Regions from separate parts of the Homo sapiens genome. Here region 2 is linked to region 1. Evidence: chromatin loops called from intact Hi-C (ENCODE). Cell type or tissue: pancreas. All regions are shown on one strand. Each heading gives the region's core, and the rest is flanking DNA. Links, peaks and the distances in the headings are about the cores only. Region 1 holds the start of SNX3 (sorting nexin 3). Region 2 overlaps NR2E1 (nuclear receptor subfamily 2 group E member 1).

Region 1 (15,887 bases), core at 2,819-10,818:
GTAAAAGCGTTCCTATTTCTCCACATTCTCGCCAGCATCTGTTGTTTCCTGACTTTTTAACGACTGCCATTCTAACTGGCGTGAGATGGTATCTCATTGTAGTTTTGATTTGCATCTAATGACCAATGATGATGAGCTTTTTTAAAATTGTTTGTTGGCCGCATAAATGTCTTCTTTTGAGAAGTGTCTGTTCATATCCTTTGCCCACTTTTTGAAGGGATTGTTTTTTTCTTATAAATTTAAGTTCCTTGTAGATTCTGGATATTAGACCTTTGTCAGATGGATAGATTCCAAAAATTTTCTCCCATTCTGTAGGTTGCCTGTTCACTCTGATGATGGTTTCTTTTGCTGTGCTGAAGCTCTTTAATTAGATCCCATTTGTCAATTTTGGCTTTTGTTGCAATTGCTTTTGATGTTTTAGACATGAAGTCCTTGCCCATGCCTATGTCCTGAATGGTATTACCTAGGTTTTCTTCTAGGGTTTTTATGGTTTTAGGTTTTACGTTTAAGTCTTTAATCCATCTGAGTTAATTTTTGCATAAGGTGTTAAGGAAGGGGTCCAGTTTCAGCTTTCTACATATGGCTAGCCAGTTTTCCCAGCACCATTTATTAAATAGGGAATCCTTTCCCTACTGCTTGTTTTTTGCTAGGTTTGTCGAGGATCAGATGGTTGTAGACGTGTGGTGTTATTTCTGAGGCCTCTAAGTAAGAAATTCTTAAAAGAGCTTTGAGCATTCTTTTTTTTTTTTTTTTTTTTTTTTTTTTTGAGATAGGGTCATGCTCTGTTGCCCTGGCTAGACTACAGTGGTGCAATCTCAGCTCACTGCAACCTCTGCCTCCCAGGTTCAAGTGATTCTCCTGCCTCAGCCTCCCGACTAGCTGGGATTACAGGCACACACCACCATGCCTAATTTTTTTTTTTTTTGTATTTTTAGTAGACATGGGGTTTCACCATGTTGGACAGGCTGGTCTCAAACTCCTGATCTCTGGTGATCCACCCGCCTCCACCTCCCAAAGTGCTGGGATTATAGGCGTGAGACACTGTATCTCCTGCCTCCCTTTTTTTTTCTTAAAATTGTATTTTTTTTATTCTTTTGCCTGGGAACATAAATTCAGTATAGAATAGAATGTGTTCTCAGCATTCTCATCAGAGATAGAGTTTGCTGTGTTGTCCAGGCTGGAGTGCAGGGGCAAGATCATAACTCAGTGCAGATTCTAATTCCTGGCCTCAAACGATCCTCCCACTTCTGCCTCCCAAGTAGCTAAGACTACAGGCTCAAGTCCACACTGGATTAGCTTCTGGCAAGAGGAATCAGGAAAGATCATCAGAGTTTAGCATGGGAAAAGAGCAGGTAGACTTTCTTAGCTATATCATAAAGCATGGTCAGGATGTGATATGGTTTGGCTGTATGTCCCTATCCAAATCTCATCTTGAATTGTAATCCCCACGTGTAAACCCCCAGGTGACCGTATCATGGGGGCAGTTCCCCTATGCTCTTCTCGTGATAATGAGTGAGTTCTCACGAAAGCTGACAGTTTATAAGGGGCTCTTTCTGCTCACTTTCTCTTTCCTGGCACCTTGTGAAGCAGGTACTTGCTTCTTTGCCTTCCATGCTTGTAAGTTTCCTGAGGCCTCCCCAGCTATGCAATACTGTGAGTCAATTAAACTTCTTTCCTTTACAAATTACCCAGTCTCGGGTAGTAAATTTATAGCAGTGTGAAAATGGAGTAAGACAGGAGGAAACAGGAAACGATTATTGCTAAGTAAGAATGATGAAGTGGTCAATATCTAGGATGTATTTTTTGAGTGTGACCGGGTCTCACTCTGTTACCTAGGCTGGAGTGCAGTGGCACGACCACGGCTTAATGTAGCCTCAACCACTTGGGCTCAAGTGATCCTTCTACCTCAGCCTCCTAAGTAGCTGGGACTACTAGTCCATGCCACCATGCCCAGATAATTAAAAAACAAAAAACAAACAAAAAAAAACAACGTTTAAGTCTCCCTATGTTTCCCAGGCTGGTCTTGAACACCTGGGCTCAAGTGATCTTCCCACCTCTGCCTCCCAAAGGGCTAAAATTATAGGCATGAGCCACCACGCCCAGCCTATCATTTGTTTTAACTGGAAATAAGAGTAATTACAGTTTGTAAGAAAATGCAGTAGAATAAACTATATCAGAGAAAACACAGAGTGAAAGTGCCTACCATACCGCCTGAACATCGATGCTTAAAACAAATTATAGCCGGGTGTGGTGGCTCATGCCTGTAATCCCAGCACTTTGGGAGGCAGAGGCAGGAGGATTGCTTGAGCTCAGGAGTTCAAAACCAGCCTGGGCAACACAGCAAGACCCTGTCACTATTTATTAAAAAATAAAAATTAAAATAACAATTTTAAAACCAAATTATACATTATATATAAAATTATAAATAAAAATCGAGAAAAATGTTTGTGTCAGAGAGTAACAAGGAATCACTCCAGTATTATTACTGTGTGATTCTGGCATGTCATTGATGTCAGATGCTGGCAGTGAAGCACAAAAGAGACAGGTGCTCCCCCTAGCTAGACTACTGGCTCACTTTCTGCCCACACACACTCCTGGCCCCTCAGGGCAGACCTGGGTTCCCACTACAGATTATGCATATTTTATGAATTTACCTCTCCCCACTCTCCTTACCACCAGTTTGGAAGCTTCCAAAGGCTAGGCATATCTTATTCATCTTTTAAACAAGCATCTAGCAATGTCTGGAATATAACAGACAGTTCATAAATGTTCATTTATTGGACAGTTCTGGGGAAAACTTATCAGAGAAATCTAGCCCTGTTTCAGGCTGCTGTGAACTTACTGAATGCAGTAACATGTGTTATTAAACTTAGCATTGCAAGTACTCAATAAATCAACTGACCCACAGGAGCTACTCAAGTTAAAGTTAACAACTCTAAAAAAGAAATTTAGTTAGAAAAAAACAATTGATCGGATGTTTTGAGGGAAGAAAACTGAACAAATATCAATTATAGATAAGAATCATGCTGAGGTCTAAACAAAAACGCTCTAAAACTGCAATTTATCCCAACTTAAGCATATCAACATAATCTGGCCTTCTAAACTAAGACAAAAATTCTATCAATTCACTATGTTGTCCCATTTAGAGCTGGTATCACAGTTTCTCAATTTTCAACTTAATTCCTTCCTTTCTTTTTTTTTTGAGACGGGGTCTCACTCTGTCACCCAGGCTGGAGTGCAGTGGTACCATTATAGCTCACTGCAGCCTTAACCTCCTTGGCTCAAATGATTCTCCCACCTCAACCTCCTGAGTAGCTGGGACTACAGGTATGCATCACCACACCCAGCTTTTAGACAAGAGAGACAGAGTTTGTAGAAAGGACTTACCTATGTTAATAGTTCAACCAATACCAACTTAAATATTATTAAAAATTATTTATACAACTGCACATTGCCATATTACATAGGGGGTTAACATGTAAGAATACAAAACATTAAGACAGGTGTAATGGCTCACATCTGTAGTACCAGCTACTCAGAAGACTGAGGCAGATAAGAGGATCACTTGAGCTCACGAGCTCAAGACCAACCTGGGCAATGTAGTGAGATTCTGTCTCTTAAAACACATACACACACAAAACCCCACAAATCATTAAATGATGATACTGTATGAGAAATTAATTAATTATACAAAAATTAGCTGGGCATGGTGGCACGTGCCTGTAATCCCAGCTACTTGGTAGGCTGAAGCAGGAGAATTGCTTGAACCTGGGAAGTGGAGGTTGCAGTGAGCCGAGATCGCACCACTGCACTCCAGCCTGGCAACAGAGCGAGACTCTGTCTCAAAAAAAGAAAAAAATAATAAATTAATTAATTCTGGCTAGAAAATATCTAAACCATGATCCTGGCTAGAACAGATTGCAGTCAATTTTGTTTGGCATCATCTTCAGTGTTGGCACTGGTTTGCTGACCGACCCTGAACCACCATGAACCTGCTGCCCACTAGTTTATCAGCACCAACTTTCTTTCCTTTATGTGGGTATTCAAAGGAGTTTACATAAAAGGTTTCGAGTGAGAAAATAAACTTCAAAAGTTGAAAAACCTTGTGCCTGGCCTTAATATTATCAGTGGGATGACAACACAAAGTTACAATTTCTATGTAAAACTGGGCCTCTAGGAGGAAAGAATGGTATCTAATATTTCATTCACCACCCAACAATAGGGTTATGCATTAAGATCTTATTATTTGATGAATGTGCAGTGTTATATTTAATGACTATTTCCTCAGTCGTTTACTACTGGCTTCCTAAATGAATGCTTTTTCCATAGCCTCATGATATTTTTTAGGGTTTGAGACAGGGTTCCATTCTGTCACACAGGCTGGAGTGCAGTGGTGTGATCTTGGCTCACTGTAACCTCCGCCCCCAGGGTTCAAGTGATGCTCCCACCTCAGGTTCCTGAGTAGCTGGGACTAGAGGGGCACGCCACCACAGCTGGCTAATTTTTGTATTTCTAGTAGAGACAGGGTTTTGCCATGTTGGTCAGGCTGGTCTTGAACTCCTGACCTCAAGTGATCCACCCACCTCAGACTCCCAAAGTGCTGGAATTACAGGAGTGAGCCACCATGCCCGGCCTCATGTTTTGATAATAGATTCTCCAAGTGCCTTTTGATTTCCATTATTTCAATGTTACATGAGCAAACTCTAGACATAAAATTGGCAAACCTTTTCTTAAAGGGCAAGATAGTAAACATACTGTTTCAACTACTCAGTTCTGCCCTTATAGAGTAAAAGTGGTCTTAGATAATATGGGAAGAAATGGGTATGCTGTGTTCCAATAAAACTTTATTTATAAAAAAAGGTAAGCCCATAATTTGCCAACCCTTGCTCTATTTAAACTCCTCAGTGTCCTAAGAATGTCCTCAGTTATATACCATGGGGGAATCTTTGGGTGTAAATTTAAGACAAGACCTGGTGATATACACATACATGCCTAGCTGACAAGATTTTTCTCTACTTGTTTCCACTTGAAGATAACCAGTAAAGTCAAGACAAGAGAGGGGTGAGATACCAAGACCAGACACAAGGAGGGGCTTTGAGACTCCTCTGTTTCTCAATATGGACGAGACTTATACAACAGAGAACTTCATCCCACAAGGGCAGGACTAGAAAAAACGGAAAGCAAACAAGCTATAGGTGGCAGGTGCTAAAATAACTTTAGGAAAGCCAAAAGAAATGCTCCATCAGTGATAAAATCAAAGTTTACAGAACAAATAATTATCAAATGACCATTCCAATACTGCTGGACACAAAGTAACTTTACAAAATTATTTTAAGTAATTCTCTACTTCTCTGCTAAGAGATTAAGTGATTCTCTGCCAAGAGACACTGGCTTCATTTATTTTGGTGGCTCAAATTATATACTCCATCATTCAATGTCAGCAACTACAATGGTGGTCCTAAGTAAAACCAAAATAGTTTTAAGCAGCCTTGGAAGGAAAAAAAAAAAGGTTAATCAACTACCTTTAGAATCTCTAGCCCAATCTCAAGGTATACCCCTATCAGATATGCCATGTCTTCATGCTTGCCTTTTTTCTCAACTTAACAAAATTAATTATCATGAAAGAATCAAAACTTACTCACTTAAGACTTCCAAACTAATGAAAGTACAATTTTATTTCTTGCAAATCAAATGAACTTACTCTAAACTGAAATTCCAGGCATTAGCAAAAAAAGGAAATAACAGATGATCACAGTGTAGCTTAAAGCCATATCCTAGAAGGGCCAACCACAACCATTTGTTAATGTGGCAAAGCAAAGAACAGTGTCTACTCTTCCCTTCTTCACATGGCCACCTGGTTAAATTTCCCAGCTTCTTTTGTAGCTAAGTACAGCAATGCGCAGAAACAGAAATAATACGACTTCCTGGTTGTGTCCTTCAAGGGCAGAAATAAACATTCCCCTTGGCTAGAATGTGAATATGATGTTAGAAGCTGATAGTCAAGCCACAATACTAACCCTGGACTGTACCTGAAACCTCTCCATGTGGAGAAAAAAACCAAAAAAACAAAAAATTATCCTCTTTATCTGAGAACAGCCCAAACTCTATACTACCTGATACAACCTTTCTGGCAAGCTATAGCAAACGTCACATTTTACTAACACATTCCAAATTCCTAGGTTGTCAGTTAAATATTTCTTTAAAGAAGTAGTGGCCAGGCGCGGTGGCTCATGCCTGTATTTTGGGAGGCTGAAGTGGGCATATCACTTGAGGCCAGGAGTTCGAGACCAGCCTGGGCAACACGATGAAACCCCATCTTTACTAAAAATACAAAAATTAGCCAGGCATGGTGGTGCACGACCTATATATTCCCAGCTACTTGGGAGGCTGAAGCATGAGAATTGCTTGAACCAGGGAGGCAGAGGCTGCAGTAAGCTGAGACTGCACTATTGCACTCCAGCCTGGGCAACAGGGTGAGAGACTGTCTCAAAAATAAATAAATAAATAAAACAAACAAACAAACAAAAAAATGAAGTAGAACTTTGGTTGAAAGCTTTGTCTTTTAACTAAGGAATCAAAACAGTAAACTGCAGTTCCAGTTTCCTGTGCTGGGTCTAAGGAAGGGATGGCAGGCACCACGTCCAGCTTCCTGACAGGCACCTACGGCAAGAAGCCCCTGACGAGAAACAGGCCAAGGAGATGTATGAGGAAGACAAGGATTTCAAGCAGAAACAAGAAGAGGAGCAGAAAAAACTTGAGGAGCTAAAAGCAAAGGCCACAGGGAAGGGTTCCCTGGATAGGTGGAATTAAGAAATCCGGCAAAAGTCTATGGCCATTCTATCCTGAATGCAATTGCTCGTCTGATCTCAGAAGCTAAGCGGGGTTGGGCCTGGTTAGTACTTAGAAGGGAGAAATCTGGAAAACAAGAACAAAAACCAAAAAACAAACCACTGTGTCCGAGGCAATGATGACCCTTGATCCCATTCCTATTTAAATATCTGCATTTCCTACTATAAAATCTTCTGCTTCCACTCTAGGAAGCAAAGGATGAAATGTCTTGGAGCCTGTTGCACATTTAAGAATAAACTTTTTTTCTCTTTTTCTCTTTTTTTTTGGCACAGAGTCGCGCTGCCACCCACCGCAACCTCTGCCTCCAAGGTTCACGCAATCTTTGTGCCTCAGCCCCCTGAGTAGCTGGGATTATAGGCATGCACCACCACACTGGCTAATTTTTGTATTTTAGTAGATATGGGGTTTTGCCATGTTGGTCAGGCTGGTCTCGAACTCCTGATCTCGAGGGATCCACCCGCCTCAGCCTCCCAAAGCGCTGGGATTACAGGCATGAGCCACCACACCCGGCCCTAAGAATAAACTTCTGGAAAAAAGAAAATAGCAGTTCCAAGATTTTTTTGGACACCATCTTTCTTATCTGATGTTCAAGAAATTGCTGGCTCTATTTACATGAAAGCAGCATAACATGGTACAAACATCAAAGTATCTAATAATAACAGTCTACTACTTTCTGGAAGGGGTGAGATAAGCATGATGATAAAGGTGAGCAGGAGAGGAAAATGTCTATTGCATGTGATCACCAGGATAGCTCAAAGCACTTTTTTAGATTTTCCCCTTTACAGGTATAAAGTGACAATATTTATAAAGATTCCTTTTTTGAGGCATGCTTGATGGCATGCAACAGTAATCCCAACTACTTGGCTGAGGTAGGAGGCTCACTTGAGCCCAGGAGTTCAAGACCAGCCTGGACAACACAGCGAGAACCTGTCTCCAAAAAATTCCTTTCTTAAATGAATACATATGTCTTTTTTTTTTTTTTTTTTTTACTTCTGGCTTACTTTCATGATTATTATACAGGGATATAGACATGGATGATGCAAGACAAGGGCAAAAAGATCTGGCTTGATTGAATGTAGTCTGTGTCTCCCCTTCCTCCCAAAAACTTAAGCTGTAGAGATTGGTATGCTTTCAGTTAATATTTAAATGCCTCCCCTCCAAAAAGTTTTCTATCTTTGACAAATGTCACTGGTTTTCCTCTCTGTTGCCAAGATCTGCTATTCATTTTATGTTTTACTATTTTAGAATCTATTTTTTTAATCCCATCAAAGCTACCAACCATTGTGGTTCTATGTATATTTCTCTTCCTTCTCTACTGTCTATCTATCTCAGTGAGACAGATAGCATGATAAGCAGCAGGAGAAATCCTTGCTGCATATAAGTGCCCTTACTGGGATGCTTTTTAAACCACCACTGCCGGCCGGGCTTGGTGGCTCACGCCTGTAATTCCAGCACTTTGGGAGGCCGAGGTGGGTGGATCACGAGGTCAGGAGATGGAGACCATCCTGGCTAACAAGGTGAAACACCATCTCTACTGAAAACACAAAAAAAATTAGCCAGGCGTGGTGGCAGGCACCTGTAGTCCCAGCTACTCGGGAGGCTGAGGGAGGAGAATGGCATGAACCCAGGAGGTGGAACTTGCAGTGAGCTGAGATTGCACCACCTCACTCCAGCCTGGGTGACAGAGTGAGATTCCGTCTCAAAGAAAAAAAAAAAAACCGCCACTGCCCAAACCCCACCCCACCCCAGTAAAAGAGAACCTGAATGGTTTCAAAGGCTCCTCAGGTGATATGAATTTTCTGTGAGGGCTCTGGGCAACCATGGTAAAACCTTGTCTGAGACAAGCCTGGGCAACATGGAGAAACCCTGTCTCTACAAATACAAAAAAATTAGCCAGGCATAGTGGCGTGCTCCTGTAGCCCCAATTACTCAGGAGGCGAAGGTTGGGAGGGTTGCCTGAGCCCAGGAGGTCGAGGCTACAATGAGCCCAGATTGCACCACCGTGCACTCTAGCTTGGGCAACAGAGTGAGACCCTGTCTCAAACAAAAGTACGGGCTCTGAAGGTCCGAAAATCTAGGTTCAAATCCCAGTTTTACCATTTAATAGCTGTGACCCTGGGGAAGTTAACTTTCTTAAACTTCATTTATTTGTAAGTGTCCACTATGTGCCAAGCAGTGTTGGATATTGAGTAAGGGTGATTATGACAGTCCCTGTCCTCTAAGAGCTTATAATGGGTGACACAGGAACTTACAGGAAGCCAAAGACAAGCAAACAAATTTATTCCTAACAAAGCTACCAGGGCACACAGGAAGGAAATCTGGTCCAGAGTCAAGGGATCAGCAAAATCTTTAAAAAGGGGACATTAAGGCTGAGTCCTGCAGGATAAGTGATAGTAACCAGATGAGGCTCTTAAAGGAAGCCTGTTCTTAACAGAGGAGGAAGTGTGTGCAAAAGGCCTGGATACAAAAGAACTCAGCTTAATTGGGAGATACCAGTTCAGGACTGGAGTTAAAATGAGGAAAGGACAAGAGATGAGGATCAGTTGATCAGCTTCTACAGGAATATTATCTACTCTGCTTGGTTACCTCAAGATTAAATTTTATAGATAGAGCACAGTGCTTTGCACATAAAAGATACTCAAATGATACATCCCTTAACAGAACAGAATCCCTAAAAACTCAATATAACAGGACTACTTTAAAATAGCCACTGTCTTCCTCCCCCACTCTCCATTCTGGGGATGGATTAGATAAGGACAGAATCTTCACTGCTAATAGCATGCTTCTCCTTGATGGAGATCCTGGAAAAGTCAGCCGTAGCTGGCAGCAACATGTGTAACAGACAACATCTCATTGGCCAATTGATAGAGCTACATAGATTCTGCAGATGTCCTCTGGCATCAAAATGCCCTGATTTTTTTTTCTTTGCTTTGCTTTTTTTAGAGGCAGGGTCTCACTGTGTCACCCAGGTTAGAGTGCGGTGGTATGATCGTGGCTCACTGCAGTGTTGACCTCCTCCTGGGCTCAAGAAATCCTCCCACTTCAGCCTCCCACATAGCTGGGACTACAGGCACACGCCACCATGCCTGGCTAATTTTTAAATTTTTGTAGGGACAGGGTCTCACTGCGTTGCCCAGGCTGTGTGGCAACGCCTGAGCTCAAGTAGTCCTCCCACCTTGGCCTCCCAAGTGCTGGGATTACATACAGGAGCCACCGTGCCCGACCCCCCGATTCTTTAAAATACTATTAATATTTTAGCCCTTCAATAATACATGTTTATAATTCCCAAAAATAAGTCTAAGATTTTAAAATTTATTTCTCAGCTTCCAATCTGGATATTAATGACTCCTAATTTAAGATTAGATGACTGACCCAGAGGAAAAAACATATACAAGTTTAGAACGGCAAGCACTGTCAAGATAAGATGCTACATTTATTTAGCACCTTGTCAAAATTTTTATCAGCCAACGTTATTATTCAGCTTTATGCTTTAATAAAGCTCAACTTTAAAAGATTATTTGGAGCCTGGCATGGTGGCTCACACCTATAATCCTAGCAGTTTTGGAGGCTGAGGTGGGAGTATCACTTGAGCCCAGGAGTTCAAGAGCAGCCTGGGCAACATAGTGAGATCTCGTCTCTACAAATAATTTAAAAATTAGCTGGGTGTGGTGGTATGCGCCTGTGGTCCCAGCTAGTAGAGAGGCTGAGGTTGGGAGGATCACTTGAGCCTGGGAGGTCAAGGCTTCAGTGAGCTGTGACTGCACCACTGCACTCTAGGCTGAGAGACAGAGGGAGACCCTGTCTCGAAAAAATAAATACATACACAAAGGTTACTTGGTTAAGTACCAAATAAGATAGCTTATTTTTATACCATGCTTGCTTAATGAAGGTATACTTCCATGACAAGTAGGTTTCTTGACAAGAAAATCTAACAATTTTAGTAACTCAACTAAACATTAACACACAGAAAATGTAGTTGATCACTGACGTTTAATTTAGAAAATGTCTATCTTTAGAAAGAGCTAAATTTTGCGTGCTTATTATGTGCCAGGCACTGTGCTAGAAAGATTCATGTGCCTTATCCCATTTAGTCCTAAGAGGTAGGTACTATTATTAGCACACCTATTTCACAGAGGGGAAGTGGAGCTTTGATTTTGTATCTTACCCAGCTAGGAAATGTTAAATCTATTCTTTGAACTGAGGACTATGTCAGAGCTCAAGAAAGATTCTAATTCCATTCCTGTTCAAAACAGTGGTCTCCAGGTAAAATAGATCTTGATTAACTTAAAAATCTCCAGAATATTAAAGTTATATTACAGCACAAACTTCATAAACAGTGACTGAATTTTGCTTTCAGCCTTCTCTTGAATATGCCTAAATAATTCCAGACCTTGAACTTTCCTAAACCTTTAATCATTTATGGTGCTCTCTGCTGTACCTACCCATTAGAACAATTTTTAAAAACATAACACTGTGTAATTATTTTCAAAAGCCCAGAGATACTAATCAAGTGATCCTAATAGTCTTAAACACTATCCTCAAACCAAAAGATAAATGGAGATTGGGAAACTTGCATTCTAAGTGCCACCATCCATATAAAATTGCCCTGTGAATTAGAGTAATTTCAATCAGATCCTGTAAAACTGTAAATTTTTCTCAAGACCAGAATGAGACAGTAACTGTAAGATAGTTTAAAAGCCCAAATTCTGGAACATAAAATGGTTTTCCACATAGCAAATTCAACAGCAAAAGGTAGTCAGTAGGGGTTCGGGAGAGCAGCAACATTTAGAAAATAATAAATAAAATTGCAGGGCTGGGTGAGGTGGCTCATGCCTGTAATTCCAACACTTTGGGAGACTGAGAGGGGGAGGGCCACTTGAGGCCAGGAGTTCAAGACCATCATGGGCAACATAGCAAGTCTCATCTGACAAAAAATAAAAAATTAGCCAGGTATAGTAGTACCCTGTAGTCCAGCTACTTGGGAGGCTGAGGCGGGGGGAATACTTGAGTCCTCGAGTTTGAGAATGCAGTGAGCCACAATCATGCCACTGTGTTCCAGCCTGGGCTACAGAACGAGACTCTTATCTCAAGAAGAAAAAAATTACAAAATATTAAACTATTCATGTCATAGCCACTCTGCCTTAATGCAAGACTATAATTACTCTAAAAAATCATATGCTGCTCAAATAAGGCCTAATTTCCTTACTATATGGTGTCCTTAGTTTTAAGTTAACACATTACATACTAAAAGAAATCCAGGCTGGGCATGGTGGCTCACGCCTGTAATCTCAGCACTTTGGGAGGCCAAGGTAGGCAGATCATGAGGTCAAGGGACTGAGACCATCCTGGTCAACATGGTGAAACCCCGTCTCCACTAAAAATACAAAAATTAGCTGGGCGTGGTGGCGCGTGCCTGTAGTCCCAGCTACTTGGGCGGCTGAGGCAGGAGAATCGCTTGAACTCGGAAGGCAGAGGTTGCAGTGAGCCAAGATCGCGCCACTGCACTCCAGCCTGGCGACAGAGCAAGGCTCTGTCTCAAAAAGAATAAAAATAAAAATAAAAAAAGAAAGAAATCCAAAGTCATTTCATGCATTAAAAACTCAATTAGGTTTTCACATAGGCACTGGCATTTATGACTGTTAACAGCTATTAACACCCAGTGAGTTGGTTTATACAAAAATACAAACCAAAGTAAGTGTATAATTTGTTAGTTCCCTGACTCATTAATCGTTCTTAAAAAAGATTATTTTCAGGCCAGGCGCGGTGGCTCATGCCTGTAATCCCAGCACTTTGGGAGGCCAAGGCAGGTGGATCACGAGGTCAGGAGTTCAAGACCAGCCTGACCAACACAGTGAAATCCCATCTCTACTAAAAATACAAAAATTAGCCAGGCGTGGTGGCGCATGCCTGTAATCCCAGCTACTCAGGAGGCTGAGGCAGGAGAATCACTTGAACCTGGGAGGCGGAGGTTGCTGTGAGCCAAAATAGCGCCGCTGCACTGCAGCCTGGGCAACAGAGCGAGACTCCGTCTCAAAAAAAAAAAAAAAAAATTTTCTTTAACATGTAAATGACTATACCAAAACCCTTTTTTCTCTCTCTCCTGAGATAGGGTCTCATTCTGTTATGCCGGCTTGAGTAGAGTGGCCTCATCATAGCTCTCTGCAGCCTCGACCTCCTGGGCTCAAGTGATCCTCCCACCTCAGCCTCTGGAGTAGCTGGGACCTCAGGGATGCGCGCCACCACGCCCAACTAATTTCTTTTTTTGTGGGGAAGGGGTTTCAACGTGTTGCCCAGGCTGGTCTCAAACTTCTGAGCTCAAGGGATCCACCTGCCTCAGCCTCCCAAAGTGCTGGGACTAGAGGCATGAGCCACTGCGCCAGGCCCAGAAACCATTTTTAAGTGTCACATCAGCTATTTGCTAAGGTATTAGGTGTATTAAAAAAAAAAGAGGATTAAATTATTATACTAGAACCCATTTAATATAATGCATTCAGCAAGATAAACTCAAAGTAAGTGGAGGAAGTGTAGGCAGGAGATTCCAATTCAGTTTTGTGACAGGAAGTACCTGCTATGGAAGTATAGAAACAAGAATACCAAGTTCTGTTTTAGCACAAGAAAGAAAAAAAAAGAAAATACTAGTGAATAGGGCAAAAGAGGAAGTTCTTTTTAGTGAACCATCTGTCATGTATTACAGACAATTAGAAAAACATTCACTTTTCCACTAGGTTTATGTATGAATGTAGTTCCCCAGGTGTACTGAAGTCTGGATTTTGCAGTTTCCCTATGACAACATATCCTATGATTCAATTTTTATTTATTTATTTAGAGAAGGGATTTTGCTCTTGTTGCCCAGGCTGGAGTGCAATGGCCCGATCTAGGCTCACGGCAACCTCTGCCTCCCCAGTTCAAGAGATTCTCCGGCCTCAGCCTCCCGAGTAGCTGGGATTACAGGCATGCGCCACCACACCCGGCTAATTTTGTATTTCTAGTAGAGATGGGGTTTCTCCATGCTGGTCAGGCTGGTGTCGAACTCCTGACCTCGGTGATCCGCCCAGCTCGGCCTCCCAAAGTGCTGGGATTACAGGCATGAGCCACCGCGCCCGGCCTATGATCCACATTTTACACATCCATAAGAAGACAACAGTGGCTTGAAACATTAAACTATTCGTTTCATATCTTAAAGTTTGATTAACTTTTTAAAATCAATGCTAACTACGTAAGAATCATTTTTTAAAAATACTTAAGTTTCACAACAATGTGAATATACTACTGAGCTGTATGTACACTTAAAAATGGTTAGGATGGTAAATTTGATTTTTGTGTTTTTCACGACACAAAGTGTGTAAGTTAATGAGAATTTTTTCACTTAAATGTTAATAGTAGCTTGTCATATAAATTTTGATTAAAGGAAAAATCGCTTTACACTTAACTTTTAATAATTTGCTGTCATCTTTAAATTAATGTAATTAATTTTTAAAGATGCTTCCATACATGGGCAAATTCTTTAATCCTGAATTATAGAGTGAAAGTGAAGCACTATTTTCAATTAACATCTTTCAAATCATCTAAATTATTGCCAACAAATACTAGTTATGAAATTAGGTATATTTTATTTCTGTTGATTTCTTTATTCAATTAAGTGCAAATCTCGAATTAAGAGAGCAAGATCCCTAGTCTTTTCTTAAAGCAACTGTAGTTCTGGATTATGAGGTAGGTGACACCACACCTCAGCCTTTGGCAGGGCGGTGGCCCAAAATGCTGAAGTCAACCATGTCCAATCACCCTTCTGGTCTGGCTCAGCCCTATCAAAAATTGTCAGGCTTCTGTGAACTTTCATTAAGTCCCGTTCAGAAGACTGCACAACCCAGGTTACTTTAGCAGCTCGGGAAGGGCCTGGAGCAGCCGGGTTGGCTTGCTACCTCTGGGAAGTCTCCAGGAAGAGAAAACTGGGAAAAGGCTTTAACTTTGCGCAAGCCCCTTTTCTCTGTCAACATCTCTTTCCCTTCCCAGCGAAGGGATGTGTTCTCGAAAGATCTACCCCTTTCCAACTCAAATGTCATTCCCTGATCAGCTGCTGGAGGGGCAAGCGGCGCTCAACCCACGCCCTCCTCTTCGAGCACCTTCTCCAAGTGCCAGCGCGCCGGGCTCGCTCTGCAGCCCCCCACACCAGCCCTACAGGAAGAGGGGCCCTGGCTCACGACCCCGGCCCGCCTCTGCAAGGGGGCTCCCGGCCTGGGAGGCTGTGGCTGCCCGCGGGGGTCCACTCCCGGGTCGAGTGGGGGTGACCAGAGCCAGCGGGAGGGGTTTCTTGGGAGAGGGGAGAGACGGCCTCACCTTGACCCTGATTTCGTAAGTGGTGAAGCGGCCCCGGCCGACCCCCACCGTTTGCGGGTTGCTCACATCGATCTCGAGGAAGTTGCTGGGGGGTCCGTAGGCGTCATTCAGGTTCTGCGGCTTGGTGATCAGCCGCCGGGTGTCAGCCACGGTCTCCGCCATTTCGCTGTAGCTGCTGCCGCCGCCGCGGGCTCCCTCCGCCCCCTCCGCGTTCAGCCGCCGCCGCCGCCGCTGCTGCCCGCCGTGGGGACACGGGGCTCGCGCGCAGCGGTCGCGAAGAGAACGAGCACGTAGAGCGGGCGTTCACCCCGCACGCGAAGCTCCTCCCCGCGCCCCTCAAGCTTCCGCCTCCGAGCCCAGGGGAGAAACGGCTCACTAGCTGGAACGCCACGCCCGGCTCCCGGGAGGCCCGGCCGAGGCTGGGGAGGGGCACTGCGGACTGGGGTGTGAGGAGAAGCGGTGTCATGGGACTCGGGGTCGCAAACAGGTTCCGGCCGGACTACAGCGCCCACAATGCACCGCGAGCGCGCCGCCGCGGGGCTGCGGCCGAGGAGGCGAGGACCCAGACGCCCAGAGCTGGCGCTTCCTGTCTCTCTGCGCCAGCCTCGGCCTGCGGCGGGGTAGAGCGCCGGAAACGGCTTTAGCGGCTTTGGGAATTGCGGGCGAAAGTTAAACGGAGAGATCTTAGAGATTTGCCCGCAAAT
Region 2 (15,887 bases), core at 3,526-11,525, 78 kb before region 1:
AAGTATGGCGAACCACTCTAGCAAAGAGAGGACCAAATCCCTAATCCCAAGGACTTTTCGAGCCGGAGCCCAGCAGAGGCAGGAGTGCGCGGCCTGCTCCCTCCGTGCGCTTCTCTCCTTCCTCGAACTTCCTTAGCTGCCGGCTCTCCGAACGCCAGGCCGCAGCTGACCTCTCACCACCCCGAGACTCACGAGCGCAGGGCTAAGTGTGTGTGCGAGGGCATTTGCTTGCACCCTGCCTGCGGAACCCAAGAATGTGCAGGCCCGAGCCAGCGTTGAGCAGGCGCGGTCACGGTGCTCAGATCTCCCGGGGGCATTTCAGTTCCCGCCATCCAGTGGCCCACGGCTGCGGGCTCCAGGGTCTGAGGCTGGGGACTACCGTTGCCGCCGCAGTCCCCATATCCCGAAGTTGCCTTGCTGCTTGTGTTGTTTTCGCAGATAGCATTTTTGGCGCTCTGTGCGTTCCTTCCCTCCCCCTCCCCCTTTCACTCGCCCTCATTGTCCTGAGTCTTTGAAAGTTGGGAGAATCGGAGATACTTCTGAGGACTGGTAATGAAGTCTCACTTAAGTGGGATGCAATTCCCGCCCTCCTACCCCCCTCCAAGAAGGAGGTTGTGTTTTCATTTTGTTTTGCTTTGGGTGCTGACCTTTAAAAAATTAGAGCAAAATGAACGTGAACAAAAAGAAAAGGAGAAATGTTTCGAGCTGGGGCAGAGGGAGCAGAGAAGGAGCCCTCACCGCGGCCGGAATGCAGAGCGGACCCTGGCCCAGGACTGGGTTTCCCTTTAGGCTCGGGCCTACCCTGGCCCTCGCTGTTGGAATCTCCAGGAGGTAAAGCGACCTCGATTTTTGTTGCCCGCATTCCCGGGCGTGAGTGTCCTTCCCAGGAGGCTCAGGAGGCCGTTTCTGTTGCATTCTGAGCCTCCGTTGCAAAAACTGAAGCCCGTGGGTCTCGGCAGGCCTCCTAGCTCGCTCGCCCCGGGACAGGCCCTCGCCTACACCCCTGGAAGTAAGGAGCCCCGGGCTCTTTCGTCCTTTTCGGGGTGTGGAGCCCCTGGGGCCCTTGAAAGGTGAGGCCTCAGAGGCGAGGGAGGGGTGAGCGGGGAGCTCTGCCCGCCTGCGGCTGCGCCCCCGCTGTGGACTAGGAGGCAGGCCAACCCTCCGGACTTTGGGGGAAAAACCACAGCGGGCTCCTTGCGGAAACTTTGGCCGTTCTAACTTGCCAAGAGCCTGAGTGAGGCCTTGGAAGCCTCCAGCCCCGGCTCAGGTCGGGACGCGGCTGCTGAGCTTTCTCAGGCCCGCAGGACAGCGGCCCCCGCCGGTGGCGCCGCTGCATTTAGGCCCTTTCCAGACCGGTGGCGGCAGCCAACCCGAGACTTGCGTCCCTCGGGCCCGGGGCAGCTAGGAGGTCGGCGCGCAGCGGGCCGGGTCAGGACTGGGTCGAGCAGACAGAGCTGCAGCCCCCGCCTTGCCCGGCTTCTCGCGGCTGGAGAGCAGAGCGATGTCACCCGGAGCCCCGCCTGGGTGGTAACGAGACCCTGGCCAGTCACCCCTGCAGCCCAGACTAACTTCTTTCAACAGCCTCTGATGGTAATTACAGTAATCGAAGCTGCCATATATCTTTAGGCAATTATGACACACAAAAAGCCCCGAGGGGACCCCCTGGCGAGGGAAGTTAAGAACGGTTTTCCAGCTTCAGGAAACTCCGGCTCGCCTCACGTCGGAGCTCGCTCGGCTTGCTAAATGAGAGGAGCTTTGCAACGGGGTCAACCAGCTTGTCTCGTGACCCCAAGTCACCTTAACGTGGCTGGGTGGCGGAGTCTGAGGCACAGGCCCGCTATGCCCCGGAATTTTCGCGTCCCTCCCTCCTGGGCCCCGCCCCAGCCCGGTTGCCTGTTTCTAATCTGCCCCGGGAGCCGCGGCTCAGAGGTCTGCTCAGAGGCAGGACTCGCACTGGTGGTGGCCTAGAGGGCAACAGTCCGGAAGCTCGGGCGGGGGAATCCGAGGAGGGGCCCCCACCCTGCACTGGTCTTCCCTCCACCCTCATCGGGTTCTCCAGAGATGTTGTCATGGGCCTCCTGTCCGGATGGGAAGTGGGGAAAAAGAGACCCCACCACTGCTCCTCCCACTCACTCATCTTGGCATCTTCAACAGTGCCACAGGGAAGAGGACAGCTGGGGTGACAGTACTGCTGGGCCCCAAACGTGGACCCTGGAGCGGTCAGAGGGCGCGTGTTAAGCAGAGGATGGTTGTAAGATATGGAAACCAAGTTTACCGCTTCCAGAGTGAGTGCAGTGCAGCGGAGCTCCAGACCCGGTTCCTGAGCGACCAGGAACTCCCTTGGGCGCAGTGACAGGCCCGAAGGAGTGGAGGACAAGACCCGCTGTGCCCTTGCCTGGCCCTCTCCAGCCCCTCCCTCCCACAGCACAATCTCCCCTCCCGCCCTGTGGGAGGGGGGCGCCGAGCCGGTGGCCGCCGCGCCGCGCGCCTCCCCTGCCCGCCTTTGTCGCCGTCCGAATTCCCATGCTACTCTTTTTGACGGGTCACTGGTGGCTCTATAGGCAGGTGCTGCCGCGGGGTTGTAATTACCCGGCCGAGCCTGGTCGTTACCGAACACCCCCTCACCCCCAAGCACGGTCCCCCGCGCTCTCCTTCCCCCACCCCCTCCACCTGAGACGAGTCTGGGACCCACGGTGCAAGCTCGCCCGGACGCCTCGGGTTCCAGGAGCAAGTTTACACCTGCGGTGCCTCGAGGCCCTCCCCGCGCCACGCCCTCACCTCCCCTACTCCCCTCGCCCAGACGTTCCACTGCCGCCCCTTCCCACCTCAATCCCATCGTAGTCCCCAACCCAAGCGCTTTCGGCAGCAGCTGTCGAATTTCAGGGAGGCCTGAGGCCGCTGGGGCCCAAACTGGAGGCCTTCGGATAGGTAGAAGAAGAGAAAAGCAAGTGTTAATAAGTCAATTGTTATCAACTATTGTTATTTTTAAAATTAAAGTGTTAATTAAGTTAACAGTTTAATACTCCCTTTGTTTTGCGGGAGGAAGCATTTCTAAGTCCCTATAAACCGCTTCAGGCACTTGTTGGACTCTTGAACCTTAGAGGAAAAGAATCCCTCCCTTTCTAAACGGCCAAATATTACCCTCTCCCTGACACTCCTCCAGGGTCGGTGGCCACCCCAGGCTTGAGGGGATTCCAGGGAAAGTTCTCTTGAGGTGGGGTCCATGGGGGGTGGGGGGATACAGCCTAGAGAAATCAGTCAGATTCTTAATTTAAAAAAAAATCAGGCTCAAAGAGCACTGGAAAAAACCGGGAGGAAGAGATCCACACAGGACCAAGTGTGTGGAGGCCAGTCTTCTAGGGAGAAAGGGCTTAGGAAATGGAGGGAGCCTGTCCCAAGCTAACCCGACAGGGAACCGACAACTTGCGTCGCTCCCCTCTCCCTTGCCTAGTCCCGAACCACTTTGCGGAGAAAATAATTTTTTCCTAAAAGAAATAATTTCTCTAAAGCGACTCACCAAGCATTTTTTAAATAGGTAAAGCGAAAGTTGGCCAATTACCACTACCCTTATTATCATTAATAATCCAAGTATTAGCATTACAATAATAATCCTAATAATAACACCGCCCGGCGGAGCTCAGAGAAAACTCGATTGCCTTCCAGCTGCCATCCCTGGTTCCAGCCGTGTTTGTTTTTCTTCTTTTCCCTTTTACATTTCAAGTTTGTCTCCTCGCGCGCTCACTAACAACTTTCTCTGTTAAATGCAAAAGCGAAGGAGGGAGGCGGCCAAACTTTCCGCGGAGCAGAAAGGCAGTGGAGGGCCGCACTGCCGCCCGGGCCTGCTGTCATCTTTTATTCCAAAATGGGTCTCGGCGATTAGAAGAGAACCAAATACATGTAGCGGTGCATGAATAATGCTCATTGTAGGAAACTGACACTTGCTCAAGGAAAAAAAGTTTGGGTATAAAATCACTTCATTATTTGCTTTTACCGCAGCTTCGGTGCTAATCCCTTCAGAGGTCAGATTGCTTAGCATCTCTCTCTCCCTCTCCCCTTTTCTCCCTCTTCTCCGCCCTCCTTTCCCTCTCGCCCCTTCCCCCCTTCCCCGTCTTTCCTGCGATTTCAGGCCGCATTTTAGATATCCCCTGCAAAGTGTGTGGCGACCGCAGCTCGGGGAAGCACTACGGGGTCTACGCCTGCGACGGCTGCTCAGGTTTTTTCAAACGGAGCATCCGAAGGAATAGGACCTATGTCTGCAAATCTGGAAACCAGGTACCTTAGCCAGGGCTGCACTGCTGGGCTCCGCTCTGCTGCCTCCTCACTCTTTTGTTTGTGCCAAGGCCTCCTCTGAGTTTCCACGCAGTTGAGGAGAGACCCGGCCCTGACCTCTCCCTTCCTCTCCCCTCCTTCTTGCCTCAACTCTTGGAGGCCCTTTGGCTGGGGAAAGGCGGGAAGAGGTAAGGGAAGATATGAGTTTACAGGAGGGAGTCTGAAGTCCTAGAGCCTCCCTACACTTTTTTAAATTATTATTATTCTGAAAGATTTTGACACTGGGTAAGGCCCACACCCTGTGGCTCTAAAGCCGGCCCAAGGGACCTAAAGAATTTAGCATCTAAACCACAAGTAGCAAGCAGGAGAAAGAGCTTTGTTATTGTGCCTGCCCACCCCACACTCACTCCTAGCAGCATCAAGCTCAGTCCCCTGATCACTTGCCTGGGATGCAGAAGTAAGCGGCACACAGACATCTGAGTCAAGGTCACCACCACCTTTAGCTGAGACCACCAAGTGAGTGCTAGCCACTTGGAAGAGAGGCCGTGCTTTCTGAAGGGTTGTGCATTTTCAACTCTGGAGAAGCAGGGCTGCTCTGGAAGTGGGCAGTGGGAATCCAGCACCCATGTGACCTTAGCTATGCCTTGTCAGAAAAGGGCAGGGTGAGGAAGAAGAGAAGATTCAAAAGGAAGGTGCAACTGGGACCCTCCTCAAGCTTCCATATCCCTGTCCTCCTTCTCTGCTTAGAATTTGGGCCCAGTCGGTTGTTTTGGTCTTGAGTAGGCAGAACTGTCTCAAAGAGACAGAGGAATCTGGCATGGGCTGAATATGAGCCAAAGCTTCTAGAAAGAGTGAGCAGAACCTCTTGACTCAGTTTCCAGCTCAATAATAGGCTGATTTTAACTAAGGAGATCAACCTTCTGGTCCTACACTTTGCCCTCTCCTTATCAGCGACTCAGACCCTCAGTACAGAGTCCTCCATTTCACTTGTGGAAAGATCCCTGAGGGTGCATTAGTCAGCAGTCATCCTTTGGTAACAAAATAGTAAAACACTTTTCACTAATTGATATATATAGGGTACATGTATACACATGCATATATTGTCTGCTGCTAGTGAATTGTTCTGACATCTTTTTCTGAAGTCATGTCTGCTCATATTGTTTTCTAATAGTTTTGGATTAACCACAAAAACAGAAGATATTTGCATTGAGATAAATTTTGAGCTCTCTAGCCCTGTTACCTGTTTAATTGGCTACTGTATCAGTTTCTAGCTTCACCATATGGACACATCACATTTTACACGCATAGGACTGTATCCCAATAACTCCACAGGATTGTGCGATTACTGCGGGTTGTCAGATTTGAACCAACTTCTACTTAGATTGTCTTTTGCTTTTATGCAGTGAACAGAATTGGAAAATCAAGATCTCTGATGTTGTGCTTGATCTTTTAGAAGGGGATGGCTATCAATTCAAGCATATTGATATCAGTCCAAGTGCTTGTAAAGGACTGATAATAGACTCATCAGGCCTGGTGTTCTTCTTGCAAGGAGAGTAAATGATCAGAGCTGAGGCGTTTATCCTTCTCTCTGGCGCTAGATATTTATATACATTTGATCTGATTTGAAGACACACTTAAGAACTTATGAAGGTTTCCATTTTGCATTTGCATACTTATAAGAATACTGGAAAGATACCATCTGAGGATAGATATATAATTACATTTAATAACAAGTTTTAAAAAACCTGTTTACAATGAACTATTACATTGGCCAGCAAAGATGCCCTAAATAATTCACTTTGGACCCAAAAATTATCTCCTTTCTCTCTTATTCTAGGATTAAATTATATTCCAATTTATTATTAACAGTAATGAGGACATTTAGAAATGGATATGAACATCTGTCCCACCTTTATTTTAAATAAATCATCATAATTTAAATTGGAGAAGTGTGAACTCATAAAACTGCATTCGAATGTGTAATTTTCCCCTAAAGGGCTTCAGGGGGAAGAAAAACATACTTACTCCAACTCCAGAGTATATGAATTTTTGAGATTATGAAGCAAAATAAAAATACATTTATTATCTTTCTTCTCACTACAAATCTAACAGTAGCAACTTCTATAAATATAGGAGAGCACACAATGTCTTAAATATTTTCTGTGTATAAAACTCATGCACATGACTCTTTATGTATCTATGCATATGTCCCCTCGGTAATGACATCTAACACTGAATAAATTCCAAAGGAAACTTTATCTGTAGATTTCCTCTTTCAATGGCTAATGTTTTTACAGAAAATTGCATTAGGTAAACATCTAATTTCTCATGCATCTCAGATAAATATTTCTAAAGAAGTGACTACCTTTATTTTTTCAGTTACTATGCTAACAGTCTGAGCCCATATTATCATTTAGTCTGACAGTCCATCACATTACCTTCCTGGTCCTGTTTACATGGTGAGCATTTCTATATTTTGCTCAAGACTTGAGCTCTTCCTTTTTCACCCTCATCTTCTCTAGGCCTTGCCCTCCTAAACTCTCACCTTCCAGGAAGGGCTGTGTTTCTATGCACCTGGGCCGAGGCTAGTCTTTAAGGCAACTCTCAACTTGCTGATAATAAGGTTGGCTTCATACAAAAGCAAAAGTGAGGTAATAGGAGAGTGAAGAATAAATGGGAGAGATTTATCTGATAGATAAACGGGCTCTCCCAGAAAGTGGCAGAAAGAGGTAGACTCAAGTACTGAAAGCAGAAAGAATCGTTGGTGGGAGGGCGGTATGGTGTGAATCCTGACCCAAAAGCCAGCTCTTAACGGAAGGAACTTAGTGGCCTCTTTCTCTGGGGCCAAGTCGCTGTCTTCGGTCCTGAAGTCTCGTCCCTGTTCCACCACTCCGCGACTGGCGGAAGTTCCCCTAGCGAGAGCCCCGCAGGCCTGCGGGGTCTGCCAAACCCGGCTCTCTAAGCTTCACCTGCTTGGAGAAGGACGTTTCCCCCTTGTCCGCTTTCTTGGGGTCCGGGACTGGCCCTCTTGAAGTAGCCTGGGACGTCCCAGCCCCTTCTCGATCTGGCCCTGCTCATGCCCAAGGCCCTCGCGTTTTGCAGGCCCAGGCTCGGGGCTCCAGGGCCTGCGGCCGGGCAAGGTCGCGCCTCCACACCGTTTCCCCGCCCGGGTGCCGGCTCCGGGTCTCCAGCCTAAAGGCCCTGGGGACCGCTGACCTCCTGCTCTCTGTTCCAGGGAGGCTGTCCGGTGGACAAGACGCACAGAAACCAGTGCAGGGCGTGTCGGCTGAAGAAGTGTTTGGAAGTCAACATGAACAAAGACGGTAATCAGTGCATCCCTTTATTCCAATGTTGATTGAGTAGTAAGTAAATTATATGTACAGAAAATACATGGCACTCCTATGCATGTAAATCAACCCCGGAGCGCTTCTTTCCAGATGCTGGGAATTGGCCTCGGGCTTTCAGTCGTATCCTTCCCGTCTTTCAGCAGGAGCCGCTGGCGACCCCTAGAATTCCCCAGGGCAAGACCCATGCCCACATCAGGAACTTGCGCCCCACAGTCATCTCCACACAGGCAGCGCTTGGGGGGACCCCACTCTCCAGGGGACCGGCGCGCATTTTCTGCCTCCGGTCCTAATCCCTCTTTGCAGCCCTTCGTGGCCACCCTTAAGCCTGCTAGCCTGCCCCAGGATCTTAAAATCTGGATAGTCTCACGGGGAGGAGATCATACAGGCTGGAAGTTCGCGGTGTGTTGAAAAAGGGAGGGCAGAGACGCGAAAACGCGGAATTTCCAGCCCGTGTGCAAATTCTCCAAGATGCCAAAATCAGTACGGCCATTGGGCCGATGTGAGTCCAGGGCCTTCTCTCTGTTCTACAGAAAAGAGGGAAAGGGGGCTGGAGAGGCAGGGTAACGCCCGTGGGTGCCTCGGACACCCAGCTCTCCCAAGGCTCTTAAGCGCGCAACAGCAAGAACCAGGACGTCAGAGTGCTTCCTGGGCCTGGAGCACGGTCCGAGCTGCGTCCCCCGCTGCAGCCTGTCGAGGGCGCCCCAGGCCCAGGCAGGGGGCGAGGGTAATGGGCTGGAGGACACCGTGGGGCCTGGGAACAGGGTGCGAGTGGGTTTTGCTGTGAGGCGGCCCGGGCCGGGTGGCAGCTCCAGGAGGAGAGAGAGCCCCTTCCTCTGCGGCGCAGGAAGCCGGAGGGAGCGTCCAACCTGTTGAACTTGTGTATTGACAAGTTGTCAAGCTCGGCAGGCCGAAGATTGCCCTGAATTAATTTGTTTGTTTAAACTGTTGGTGGTAATTGTCACATCTCCCCTGCCTTTCTCCAGCATACTCGGAGACGGGTTCTCCCTCGTTCCATTCCCTAGCAATCCCGGGGCTCGGGTCCTTTCCTCCTGCGGCCCTCGGAGGCCAAAAGCTATTTCTGTGGGGGCGGGGCCTGCGGGTAGGGAGGCTTGTTCTTGGACGGAGCTGGAAAAGTCTGCGCAGAAACGAGGTGTCTGGCGTGCGCGACGCTCCCTCTCTTTTGGATGGGGGCGAGGATACCTGGCTACTCCAGCCCAGAGGGTCTCTGGTTTCCCTGCGAACCCCCTTCCCTGGTGGGGAGGAGCCCTGGACCGAAGGAGAACACACCTGGTCTTACTTGAGGCTCTGCCATTATCGTGGCACTTTGAGCACGGGCCCCTCTTCTAAGCCTCAGCTTCCGAATCTATTCAGTGTAGTGGTTAGACGATCTCAGAATCCCTTCCTCCCTCAGATTCCCTCTCCCTTCTTCTTTTCACCTCTTGGGCGATTTTGCCCGCCCAGACTTGACATTGGGGCGGGGCTGGGGGGAGAGCCGCAGCGGCTGTGTCTCGACGTCTCTAATCGCCGGCATGCGTTTCTCTGTTTGCCTCTGCAGCCGTGCAGCACGAGCGGGGGCCTCGGACGTCCACCATCCGCAAGCAAGTGGCCCTCTACTTCCGTGGACACAAGGAGGAGAACGGGGCCGCCGCGCACTTTCCCTCGGCGGCGCTCCCTGCGCCGGCCTTCTTCACCGCGGTCACGCAGCTGGAGCCGCACGGCCTGGAGCTGGCCGCGGTGTCCACCACTCCAGAGCGGCAGACCCTCGTGAGCCTGGCTCAGCCCACGCCCAAGGTCAGCGGCCTTGCTGGGCCCAAAGAGACTCGTGCCAGCGAATGGAGAGGGACGCACCCAGTTCTTCTGAGCTGTGTGATTGGGGTCAGGCAAACTGGGGAGAGAACTCCAGGGTGCTTGGCGGGTCTCTGCATGGAGCTCCAGCCCTTCTGCTCTCCCTTGTTCAGCCAGGGGTGCTCAAACTTGAGTGTACAGTAGAGTCAACCTCCGAGTGGCTACAAGTGTGCACTCCGGATCTTATCCCCCCAGAAATTTCATTTCAGCAAGTTTGGGGTGGAGGCCAGGAACCTGCACCTTTAGGAAACACCCACTGGTAATGGGTGGTGGGTGGAGACCTCGTCTAAACCCAGAGGGCAGCCTCAGGTGTTCCTAAAGACCAGAAGAACCAACGTTCATTTTTAGAGGAGAGGAATTGGCTACAGCTGGAGGAAGGGCTCCAGAATTCCAAATCTTGGCATGTATGATCTTGGGCAAAGCCATGAGTTTCTAACGCAAGTGCGAAATGTGGAGATCACACTGTTAGAACAGTTTGAGGAATCTGAGTTCATTTCCCATGCTCCCCTCACCTACTTCTGAGGCAGGTGGATTTACAGCAGGGTTGATTCCATAGGAGCAGGGCCACAGCCTGAACCACCTGGAAAGGCTGCCACCTAAGGCCTACCCTCCAGGCCTACAGCTGATACCTACTAACACCCCCACTCCAGGCTGATGAGGGCCTAGGATCTCCCTCAGAGGAGGGCCAGCTGCAGCCCCACACTGCAGGGAAGCCAGACACCTGGGCACATGCACACGCACAATATTTAATATGGCTTTCTTACCCTTGATGTGTATAATAAGCTCTGGAAAGTAGTGTTATGAATATGTTGTCAGTTATGAATGGGAATGCTCTGTGAATGATTAAGATGTCTAATTGAAATATTTCCATAATATACTAATCCTTTCTAAAAATACTCATATGCATATTTGTGTTTGGGATGCCTATTAATTTATACTTTTTCACATCTATTTTTATTTACACAAATGCAAGCAGCTCTTGTCTAAATTGGGAGCCAGGCTTGGCACTTGGCTCAGCCCAAGGAAAATTTGCTGCAGGGGATAGAAAAGCCAGAGGGCCTTCTGGAAGGGAGAGGCTCCCAAAGAGTGGAAATGGACCTCCCCCAACCAGTATTACTTTTCAAACTCTATAGACAGCGATGTTTGATTTTTTTACCCACCAATGTCAACTGCATGTTTAAACAAAACATCCAAATTCTTTTTTATCCCCTTCCTTGCTTTAATTAGAAATTAAAAGTTTGGTTCTTCTTGCAAAGCTGTGGTTTCCTCACTTCCAGGTGTCTTTCTTTCTTCCCTACCCAGTACCCCCATGAAGTGAATGGGACCCCAATGTATCTCTATGAAGTGGCCACGGAGTCGGTGTGTGAATCAGCTGCCAGACTTCTCTTCATGAGCATCAAGTGGGCTAAGAGTGTGCCAGCCTTCTCCACGCTGTCTTTGCAAGACCAGGTATGACCACACTGAGGCCTTGGGAGAAAGAGAGCTGGGAAAGAAGCAGTAGCACTCAGCCTTATAAAACTTCCTCTATCCCTGGGTAAACCACCCAAGGCAGGCATCCATTCTTAATAGCAGTGAGGAAACTACTTGTTTTTACTTGCTTCTTCCTGTGGGTTCAAAATATCTACCTATATGATCCTTAGTAAGAAACGTAATTACATTATTTCAGAAAGGATGGGTCCAGTCTGTGAAAACACACATACAAGAACATTACCTCTTTTTGTTTGATTGGAACAGCAAATATAATCTCAAATTTTAAAATTGTAATGATTTTCTAAAACTGTTGATGAAACAATGTTTTACTAAGAACATTGGAACTGAGAGAAGTAGAAGGTGGTAAGAGTATGCCCTCATGAGATTTTTCAGAACTGATGTTATTATTTTATATTCCCAGCTTTATATTCTCCATTGCGATGCTCCCAGTTTTGGTCATTAATTGATAAGCATGTAAAACCAAAGGGCACAGTGCACACCTCCTGTAGGCTAGGTTCTTCCTTGATTCTTCATGTACTTTTAGACATTTTGTAAACAAATAGGCATTTTGCTTAATTCCGTGGTTGTAAATGACATTCAGGGGAAGAAAAAGTGTGTGCAGTGAAACATTGTATTGTACTGAGACCCAGAAATTTTGTTGATAGGAATATTAGAAATGCTAACATTTTTCTAACCTTAAAGGAAAGAAAGAAAATAAAGTGTTCCCAACCATTGGCTGTTACCAGTGCATTCACAGGAATTAATGACAAATTTTCCAAAGGCTAATAAGTAGTTCTAAAAGCAAAGGATTTATTTCTTCAATTCATTTCATACCTAATTAAAGCATAATAGTGCCCCTTTATATGAAGTATGTTTCCTACGGAAAGATCGGGCAATGTGCTAAAAGCATTTCATTTTCTAGCATGAGATGTTCTTGTTTTCATGGCCTGCCCTTTCAAATATGGCCAGAATTAAATATTGTTTACCTTGCATTTTATAATTATTTCCTGTACTTGATGGAATAAAACTAAAAATAAAACATTAAAAAAATTAAACCCTTTGGTCTAATTGTGATTTTGGTTACAAGCCTTCATGATTCAGCTCTTAGCTCCCAAAAGAAATCCTTTTACATAAATCATTTAGAGTTGACTGGCTTTTGAGTTTTGAGATTTTTAAAGGTAGTTAGGTCCTATCTTTGACCAGGTTTACTGGTTAGCTCTAACCACTTCCTGTGTGTGTGTGTGTGTGTGTGTGTGTGTGTGTGTGTGTGTAGACTGGCTATTTTTTTTCAAAATAAGTATTTGTATACTCTCACCCAAACAAAATTTACTTACTGTCTGCCACTTAGCCCTTTGGTAGAAATCCTTCGACAACAAGCAACCTGCAGTGAAGTGGAATCTGGTATATTAATTTGGAAAAAGAGACAGATTTTCATTTTAAATATTCAGTAGCACATTTTATTAGAATAAAAATGACAAGCACCTTGATGCTGTCCATTTATGGGTCTCAGAAAAATCAAGCAGTGAGACGAGGAAAACTCAGCAAAACCCGATTAACATAATTACACCCTGATTTCCCCCAGTGCCTCTTGGGAATTAGTGATCTCTGTCTCTCTCCCAGCCCAGCCCCCTCAACCCTCCAGGAAGATGGGGACCCAGCTCTGCAAGCGTCTGAGGAATCCTCAACCCTGCTAATAGCAGCATTCTCTGTGAGGGGAATCCACCTGCTGAGCTGCTGGCATTTCATAAAGCCTCGCTCTCTAGAGGAGCTTCTAGGTGGTCAGGAATGGGTGGATACAAGGACAAGAGGGGCAAATCCTTTTCTGAGAGAAGGAAACTTTGGAGAATTGGAATGGCTGACTCTCAAATCCATATGCATATCTATAGGCACCTTTTCAAAAGGAAAATATGGGAAAATAAGGGAAAGCTAGAATATTCAGAAAAAATTACCAAGACAGGCATTTAAAACACTTTTTAAAATAATGGAAATTTACATAGTGAAATTGTTTATAAATTTATAAATTACACACTATATTATATTATACATCTATTGTATGACAGCTGATGCTTTTGGAAGATGCTTGGAGAGAACTGTTTGTTCTAGGAATAGCACAATGGGCCATTCCGGTTGATGCTAACACTCTACTGGCTGTATCTGGTAAGAATTGCACAATTTAATGACTTTGTTGTAGAAATTACCATAAAAATACATTACTGAAAAAAGAACAACATGTAAAGAATAACAAATTCCTGCTGAACAATAGAGTATACCTGTCATTTATAAATCTATATTTAAATGCAAATAATGTTGTTTTGTTGTATTCATGACTGCTTGCATTGTTATTTAAATGCAAATTACTGTGTTTGTTATCATCCAAGAGAAGATTTTATATTAACTTTCATACAATATAGCCGGTTTACATGGAATCAGATATCTTAGAGTGACAATTGAATAGATATTGATATGCAGGATTTTGTCAAAAATCAATATTAAATCATGAAAATGCCTTCATATTAGAGTATTTATCCCATATTTTTATTCTAGGCATGAACGGTGACAACACAGATTCCCAGAAGCTGAACAAGATCATATCTGAAATACAGGCTTTACAAGAGGTGGTGGCTCGATTTAGACAACTCCGGTTAGATGCTACTGAATTTGCCTGTCTAAAATGCATCGTCACTTTCAAAGCCGGTAAGCAGACACAGACCCCTGTTTCTTCTCCTTCCCCAGTTTTGCCACCTCACTAATTCAGCCACCTCGAAGTCTGAACTGACCTTTGCAAAAAGAGGTGATGGTTTTCAAGGGAGCTGATACTCTTAATCTGGCCCCATTTTTTATTGCTATGGGAACCTGCATGTTCTGCTGGGCATCAACTTCCAGAGAGGTGCATTCCCAGACCCAATTTCTTTTTTTCTTTCTTTTTTTTTATTTTTTAAATTTTTGTGGAGATGGTGTCTTGCTCTTGTCACCCAGGCTGGAGTCCAATGGCACCATCTCAGCTCACTGCAACCTCTGCCTCCTGGGTTTAAGCAATTCTCCTGCCTCAGCCTCCCAAGTAGCTGGGATTACAGACACATGCCACCATGCCTGGCTAATTTTTGTATTTTTAGTAGAAACAGGGTTTCACCATGTTGGCCAGGTTGGTCTCGAACTGCTGACCTCAAGTGATCCGCCTGCCTCGGCCTCCCAAAGTGCTGGGATTACAGGCGTGAGCACTGCGCTCGGCTCCCAGATGCAATTTCTATGCTGTCTATCACAGTTTCCTGGTCTTCATTTCTAGTTCCTACACATAGTGGTTCTGAACTGAGAAGTTTCCGGAATGCTGCCGCCATTGCAGCCCTTCAAGATGAGGCTCAGCTAACGCTCAACAGCTACATCCATACCAGGTGACCCTTGTTTGCCTTGAACATGTACTTAAGAAAATTGCCTCCATTGTGAATGCCTGAGCAGGCGGTAATAAGCCAGTTCAAACATTGTGACTAATTATCTTGTTGCCAGCCAGTTAATTTAGGGAGAATCCATGTCCTTACCTATCTCTCAGGGTGGGTGAGAGGAGCAAATCTAATTAGATGATCAAAGTGAAAGCACTGCCAGACATATTACAGTTGTCCTGGCGGAACAAATTGATCCATCAAAATAATGGAACAACATTTGTGTGAATGGGTATGGAGGGGTCAAAAATGAAGCCTAGGCTGGGCACAGTGGCTCACGCCTGTAATCCCAGCACTTTGGGAGGCCGAGGTGGGTGGATCACGAGGTCAGAAGATCGAGACCATCCTGGCTAACACAGTGAAACCCCGTCTCTACTAAATAATACAAAAAAATTAGCTGGGTGTGGTGGTGGGCACCTGTAGTCCCAGCAGCTACTCGGAAGGCTGAGGCAGGAGAATGTCGTGAACCTGGGAGGTGGAACTTGCAGTGAGCCGATATTGTGCCACTGCACTCCAGCCTGGGCGACAGAGCGAGACTCCGTCTCAAAAAAAAAAAAAAAAAAAAAGAAGCTCAAAGTGTAATGGTTGGTATGTGAGAGAGTGGCCACATCATCCTTGAGAAAACACAGGTGACTTTCTTCAGATGCCAATCTCAAATAAAAGGATGAGAGAACTTTCCAGAGAGGCTATCTTTTTTTTTGAGACAGGGTCTTGCTCTGTTGCCCAGGCTGGAAGGCTGAAGTGCAGTGGCATGTGAGCATGGCTCACTGCAGCCTTGAACTCATGGGCTCATGTGATCCTCCCACCTCAGCCTATTGAGTAGCTGAGACTATAGGTGCATGCCACCACACCCAGCTAATTTTTTTTTTTTTTTTTTTTTGAGACAGAGTTTCACTCTTTCACCCAGGCTGGAGTGTAGCGGTGCAATCTCGGCTCACTGCAACCTTCGCCTTCCGGGTTCAAGTGATTCTCCTGCCTCAGCCTCCCAAGTAGCTGGGATTACAGGTGCCTGCCACCACGCCCAGCTAATTTTTGTATTTTCAGTAGAGACGGGGTTTCACCGTGTTGGCCAGGCAGGTCTCGAACTCCTGAACTTGTGATCTGCCTGCCTTGACCTCCCAAAGTGCTGGGATTACAGGTGTGAGCCACCATGCCCGGCACACCCAGCTAATTTTTAAACTTTTTATAGAGACAAGGTCTTGCTATGTTGCCCAGGCTGGTCTCGAACTCCTGGCCTCAAGTGATCCTCCCACCTAAGTCTCCCAAAGTGCTGGGATTACAGGCCTGGGCCACTGTGCCCAGCCTAAAGAAGCCATCTTTTCACCTATCATAACTGTTGTTTGGCCTTGGTGACTGGTATCTGTTATTTTGTGTCATAACATCTACCAGGTTACTTCTGGCCATGCAGGGCCCACAGGCAGAGGCTGTTTTTGGCTGTTTGTAGGAACTCTCAGAGACTGGGGCTCCAACAAAGCTCCTCCTGGCCCAGCACTGGGCAAGCCCATTAAGAAGTATAGACTGG

The links. A loop is a pair of places that touch in the nucleus more often than their neighbours do. Peaks named below come from ENCODE experiments on the same cell type or tissue, not always from the same donor. Only the 100,000 strongest peaks of a DNase experiment are listed, where the experiment ranks them.
Region 2: a loop joins it to region 1, with 3 times the contacts of the local background. A loop is called at or near these places in 4 of 110 quality-filtered maps.

What each region holds. Positions count from the first base shown.
Region 1 is chr6:108,245,577-108,261,463 of GRCh38, forward strand. SNX3 (sorting nexin 3) reads right to left here and starts at 15,464. Exons shown (of 4, transcript NM_003795.6): 1 at 15,184-15,464. The coding sequence starts at 15,345. It also overlaps the pseudogene RNA5SP212. RefSeq lists silencers at 15,042-15,151, 15,262-15,521 and an enhancer at 15,649-15,887. In pancreas, for the core only: no CTCF peak of the experiment used is centred there; no DNase peak of the experiment used is centred there; H3K27ac peaks cover 1,234 bases.
Region 2 is chr6:108,167,332-108,183,218 of GRCh38, forward strand. It overlaps NR2E1 (nuclear receptor subfamily 2 group E member 1), which reads left to right. Exons shown (of 9, transcript NM_003269.5): 2 at 4,127-4,272; 3 at 7,505-7,592; 4 at 9,172-9,407; 5 at 10,764-10,910; 6 at 12,992-13,088; 7 at 13,476-13,625; 8 at 14,215-14,320. Among named protein-coding and RNA genes, the nearest start is that of NR2E1, 9.3 kb to the left of the region's middle. RefSeq lists enhancers at 1-437, 1,338-2,239, 2,240-3,139, 9,056-9,791. In pancreas, for the core only: no CTCF peak of the experiment used is centred there; DNase peaks (open chromatin) are centred at 7,310 and 8,370; H3K4me3 peaks cover 1,254 bases.